Regions from separate parts of the Homo sapiens genome. Here region 2 is linked to region 1. Evidence: read pairs that join two places in POLR2A ChIA-PET (ENCODE). Cell type or tissue: MCF 10A. All regions are shown on one strand. Links, peaks and the distances in the headings refer to the core of each region. The heading gives the core; the rest is flanking DNA.

Region 1 (2,915 bases), core at 294-2,793:
ATACATCCCAGACTGCAAACCAGAGTTCTTTCTGCTATGAAAAGCTTCCTTTTGCCCCAGACCAAAGAGAAGCTGGACTCACTTAAGAGGCAGTCGTATTCCCTTAGGAGTAAGAAAATATGACAAAATAGGTTCTGAGGATAAAAGAAGGAAAACCATCCAAAGGCACAAATCTCAAAAGAGGTGTGCAAATCTCAAAAGAAGCACTCAAACACCATGAGTGTTCAGGATGTTCAAACCTGAGCCATCACCAAGAGGGAGACAGAGTGCTGTAAACTGGGATAAGCTGGCTAAAAAGGAATATTATACTTATGAGGCATTAAACAATGACATCAATATGGTTAGCTGTGCACTTAAACTGTCTGTACCATATAGGAGGAAGACAAAAGAGAACTGTTAGAGAAACCCAAGAGTAGAAAAGAAGTCAGGACCCGGGGACACAGCTTTTGAAGGGAAAATCATCCTTGTCCTTTTCACCTGATGATGTGTCAGTGAGGAAGGAAGTGGGGAAGACCCTGCAGGTACTGGACAGCCAGCCCCAAGTTTGAGGTGTCATTTCATCCCAACGTCTTCAAACTGGAGTACAAGACAGCCCAGTGCCTTTTACAGTGCTGGCTCAGATCAGCTGAACTGTGGAGAATTCCTGGTGAGCTGCTTTTTTTCTGAAGCATTCAGACCTATTCCTTGAAGAGATTTGCAGCTGACTCCCAGGATGTTCTGGGAGTTACTGGGCGTGGCACAGATTGCTGTTTCAGTGAAGTTCAGAGTGTCCTGTTTTTCATTTCTTGAGAAATAATAATGTTTTATGCTTACCAAACCAACCGCAGCTCAATACATCAGAATTGGTTCATTTTAGGCTGGGCATGGTGGCTCACGCCTGTAATCCCAGAGCTTTGGTAGGCCGAGGTGCGCGGATCACTTGAGGTTAGCAGTTTGAGACCAACCTGGCCAACATGGTGAAACCCCGTCTCTACCAAAAATACAAAAATTAGCAGGGCGTAGTGACACATGCCTGTAGTTCCAGCTATTCAGGAGGCTGAGGCAGGAGAATCTCTTGAACCTGGGAGGTGGAGGTTGCAGTGAGCCAAGATTGTGCCACTGCACTCCAGCCTGGGCAACAGAGTGAGGCTCCATCTCAAAAAAGAAAAAAGAAAAAAGAATTGGTTCATTCTCTTTTTATTTTGATTGACCTTATATTGTACTGCCTTTGGTGTCCAAGGCTCTGGTGGCCTAGCAGTCTCATAGCAGCTGATCAGTGACTAACAGAATTCAATCAGGATCAGGGTGGGGTTGGGATGGTAGGAGGGGGATCAGAGCTCCTGCCAAGGCCTCCTCAGTACTTACCTGTCTTAATACGACTAACCCCCGTGAATCCACGTAGTGTACCATGGAGAAATCCAGGATGATGGTGTGGACACTGGGCAGTAGAGACGCATCTGAGTAAGGGATGAGTGATCTCCTCCCCTGGCTTTCCGCCACATCAGGCAGTCCTGGTGAGCTGTTTCTTGATGAGTTATTAGGAAGCCAAACTTCCTCCACCTCCTCATACTGTTGCCCTTGATTTTTCTGAGACACGGACGATACTGTGTATGGCACTTGGTCTTCGGATGCAGTTTGGCTTGTGTTCATGCTCTCAAAATGTGAGCAGTGAATCAGGTTAATGGAGGATGCTTCGGGATCCAGTTTATTTTCAAATCGCTCTGTGTAAAGAATCTGGGACGACAGAGTTAAGGGAGGGCTGTGGTAAGACACCAACAAGGGCCGGAAGGACTTGCAACGATGCTATTTCTTGTCTCTGCCAGCTCATGTCCCTCTCTCATGAAACTTCTCCCGAGAGTAGGTACTGTGCATTTTTTACTTGGATATCTGTCACTTCAAGCTCACAACTGAAGCCCCCACAGTCATCTTTCCTCATCTTCACCACCCACGACACCCCCCTCCCAACTTCTGATGTTCATCACTGTCCCAGTGAGCCAGACTTAAAACATCTTTTACTCCTTTTCCTCATGCTTGGGTCCTAGTTAGTCTCCAGTGCCTACTAATACTTTGTGTGAAGTATTTTTTTCCCATCAGTCCCTTGTCTCAGCACCCTCTTCCTTCATCAGTGCAACAGTCTCCTTTCAGACTTCCTTAAGACAAAAAGCACTTGAAGGCTGGGTGCAGTGGCTCATGCCTATAATTCTAGCACTTTGGAAGGTCAAAGCAGGTGGATCCCTTGAGCTCAGCAGTTTGAAACCAGCCTGGGCAACATGGCAAAAATCTGTCTCTACAAAAAATACAAAACAATAAAAAATAAATAAGAATAAAAATAGCTGGGCGTGTCAGTGAGCCTGTAGCCCCACCTACTGGGGAGGCTGAGGTGGGAGGATTGCTTGAGCCTGGGAGATGAAGGTTGCAGTGAGCCAAGATTGCACCAGTGCACACTCCAGCCTGGGTGACACAGTGAGACCCTGTCGTGCCCCCCTGCCCCCTCCCCAAAAAAAGCTGGCACACGCCTATTGTCCCAGGTACTCAGGAGGCTGAGGTGAGAGGATCGCTTGAAGCTGGGAGGTTGAGGCTGCAGTGAGCTGTGACCACACCACCACACTCCAGATTGAGCAACAGAGCAAGACCTTATGTCCAAAAAAAAAAAAAAAAAAAAAATTACATGAGCAAGGCTGTCTTTACCACTGCTGTCAACCTCCTAAAGGCCCAGACTGCCTGCTATAGCTTAAGGACAGTAACAAGGACCAGGAACACAATGATGTGCAGGATGCAAATGTGGACTCTGCATTTACAGGAACCAGACTCTACCTGGCAGTGTGCACACGTTCATTGAAGGGATAAGTAAGGCCAGGCATGGTGGCTCACACCTGTAATCCCAGAACTTTGGGAGGCTGAGGTGGGTGGATCATCTGAGGTCAGGAGTTCGAGAC
Region 2 (2,915 bases), core at 167-2,666, 1.4 Mb after region 1:
CATTAGAAGGGAGGGTATCCCACAGGTCTGCCTGCCATCCTCATATTGCGTGCATAAAACTGCTAGATTTAAGCTGTTGGAAAGTATCTTCCTGCTCTAGAATTAAGTTGAGTTGGCACTGTATTGAAGGAGACAGTACATAAATGCTAAGTAAATCAGTTCAGCACTTTTAGCAAGGCACCATGAGCAGGATAAAAATTGGCACTGAGATTATCTACTTTAACCCCTTATGTAGACAGATGAATCTGAGGCCCAGAGAGATAAACTGTCTTGCCCAAAGCCTTCTCTATAATGAGCCAGGACTTAAGTTTCTCTGCTATGCCCTGTGTCAAGTATCAGTAAAGTATGTAAGCAATTTGCTATACTGGCTTTATGACGTCAAACAATTAATTATGCATATTTAAAATATAGCTGCAAGGTTTTAAAGCCTCTGTAATAGCGTATATCAAAACAGCTTAGGAAAAGATGTTTTCCTCATCAGAGTAGGCTGTATGAGAGTTAGGATTACAATATTATAGAGGTGAGTTCTCTGCTGCTGCTTTTCTTAATTATGTGCAGTGTAGATGTGATCCACTTATGGGATTAGCAGATTTTCATAGGTTGGGAAGCCAACAGCTGATCAACTTCAGTGTTATTTGAATTTCAACCACAGGGATACAGAGGCAGCCTGTGCAAGATCAGATCATGACTGTGCTCCGGGCTCACTCTCCAGTGTTTGCTTTGTACCCTTCCTTCTAGGGTTGCTGTTATCATATGATTCTTCTCAGGTCTCAGTCAGGCAATAGAGAGGAAAGATAGGTTTCTTAACAACCTGTTTAAACTTTTTAGCTGTGATTGTTTGTGAGATAACTGATTTAATTTTAAGAGAAGCTAGGACTGGGGTGTTTTGATGGAACAATTCTTACAAGTAAATCCCCCCTGCCCCCTGCACTTTTCTTTTGACTACAGATGCCCCCTTTCTGGCTTCCTCCTGGCATGATGCCATGGCAGCCCTCTTCTGCTGATAAGAGACCTGAATTTCAGCTGTAGGGTATTATTGCTGTGGTTGTGTTTGAAGTCATTTGCCAAATCTTTTTCAAGAGATAGGTGTTTCTAACAAGTTAAAAACTCAGAGCTGCATTCTCTTATCTGCTGGAATGGCCAGAAAGTGAGAGCTTAAGTATAGATACAAAAATTGCAAGAAATGTTATTTTGGTTTAAAATTGGCTTAAAATATAGAAAAAAACCTTGGAGGACAGCTAAGTCTGCACACAGTATGAGGATGGTTCTAGTTGTGTAGGTTTTGGTCAATTCATAAGCTTTTCAGATGGCCCGTCCTTTGTATTGGTATCCAGCTCTTTCAGAAAATTGGTTGTTTTAAAGTCACAGTATGAAATGCCTTAGAGGTTCAGTCACGTCTTACTTGAGCCTTTCCCATTCTTACCCTCCTCTCCTGTTGCTTTTCACCTGCTGCCTGGTGATTCCTACCTTTGTTCTTCTGCAGACTCTGGCATTTGAAGTCCCTGTTGAGTGTACTCTTACGTGAACAAAGTTTGCTGTTTGGGACAGTTCAGCTTCTGGTCCTCCAGCAACTAGAGCAGTGGTTATCAACCCTGTTTCCAGTTTTTACTCTCACCTGGGGCACTTTTTAAAAATACTGATGGTAGTACAATAAAAGCGTTCATTCGTCAAAAAACACCATTAAGAGAGTAAAAGGCAAACTCAGAGGAAGATGTTTGCTACACATTATAGTCAATGAAGGGTTTATACTGAGGTATCTGCAGAACTCCAATAAGAAAAAGACAGATATGCCCTATTTAAAAATGAGCAAGAGACAAGCACTTCACAAAAGGTTCTATCCAATGAAAAGTTGTTCAACCTCATTAATAATCTGGGGAATTTAAATTAAAACCATAATGGAATACCTCTACACATTCACCAGAGTGGCTAAAATTGAAGACTAGTGATGCCAGGTATTGGTAAGGATATGGAGTGATAGAATGTTCTTACCCTTCTGTTGGGAGTGTAAATTGGTACAATTTGGGAAATTATTTGGCATTATTCATTAAAGTTGAACATACATATAGCTCTTGACACAGTATTTTCACTCCCCGGGAAACAGCCCAAATGTCCATCAACAGTAGAATGGATAAATTGTGGAATAATCTTATATTGAAACACTATACTATAGTGAATATGAATGAACTACTATATCTAATAACATGGATAAACCTCACATAATATTGAGTGAAAGAAGGCTGGGCGCTGTGGCTCACGCCTGTAATCCCAGCACTTTGGGAGGCCGAGGCGGGCGGATCACGAGGTCAGGAGATCGAGACCATCCTGGCTAACATGGTGAAACCCCGTCTCTACTAAAAATATAAAAAATTAGCCAGGCGTGGTGGCGGGTGCCTGTGGTCCCAGCTGCTCTGGAAGCTGAGGCAGGAGAATGGCATGAACCTGGGAGGCGGAGCTTGCAGTGAGCCGAGATCAGGCCATTGCACTCCAGCCTGGGGGACAGAGCGAGACTCTGTCTCAAAAAAAAAAAAAAAAAAAAATTGAGTGAAAGAAGACAGACACAAAAGAATACATATTATATGATGCCATTTATACAATGTTTAAAACCAGGCAAAATTTACATGTGCTGTTAAATCTGGATAGTAGTCACTTTATTGCCAAGGTGGCTACTGACTAGAAGGAGACACACAGGGGTTTCTGGGATGCTGATAATGTGGGGTTTGTTTTGTTTTTGACCTTATGGTAGTTACACTAAGATGTTCATTTTGTGACTGTTCATCGAGTTGGTACATTTATGATTTGTGCACGTTTATGTTTGCATGTTCCGCTTTAGTAAAGACTTTAAAAAATATATTGACGGATACATACTTAATACAATTGCTGAAATAAGACTTGATGATACCAAGTGCTGGCAAGCA

What was found. Peaks named below come from ENCODE experiments on the same cell type or tissue, not always from the same donor. Only the 100,000 strongest peaks of a DNase experiment are listed, where the experiment ranks them.
Region 2: POLR2A ChIA-PET joins it to region 1 with 5 read pairs; 2 of 35 experiments call an interaction of 5 or more read pairs at or near these places.

What each region holds. Positions count from the first base shown.
Region 1 is chr6:35,953,808-35,956,722 of GRCh38, forward strand. SLC26A8 (solute carrier family 26 member 8) reads right to left here. Exons shown (of 20, transcript NM_052961.4): 17 at 1,345-1,713. Among named protein-coding and RNA genes, the nearest start is that of SRPK1, 34 kb to the left of the region's middle. In MCF 10A, for the core only: a CTCF peak has its summit at 2,378 (motif pointing left); a DNase peak (open chromatin) is centred at 1,454.
Region 2 is chr6:37,361,663-37,364,577 of GRCh38, forward strand. All of the region lies in intron 2 of RNF8 (ring finger protein 8), which reads left to right. Among named protein-coding and RNA genes, the nearest start is that of RNF8, 9.1 kb to the left of the region's middle. In MCF 10A, for the core only: no CTCF peak of the experiment used is centred there; no DNase peak of the experiment used is centred there.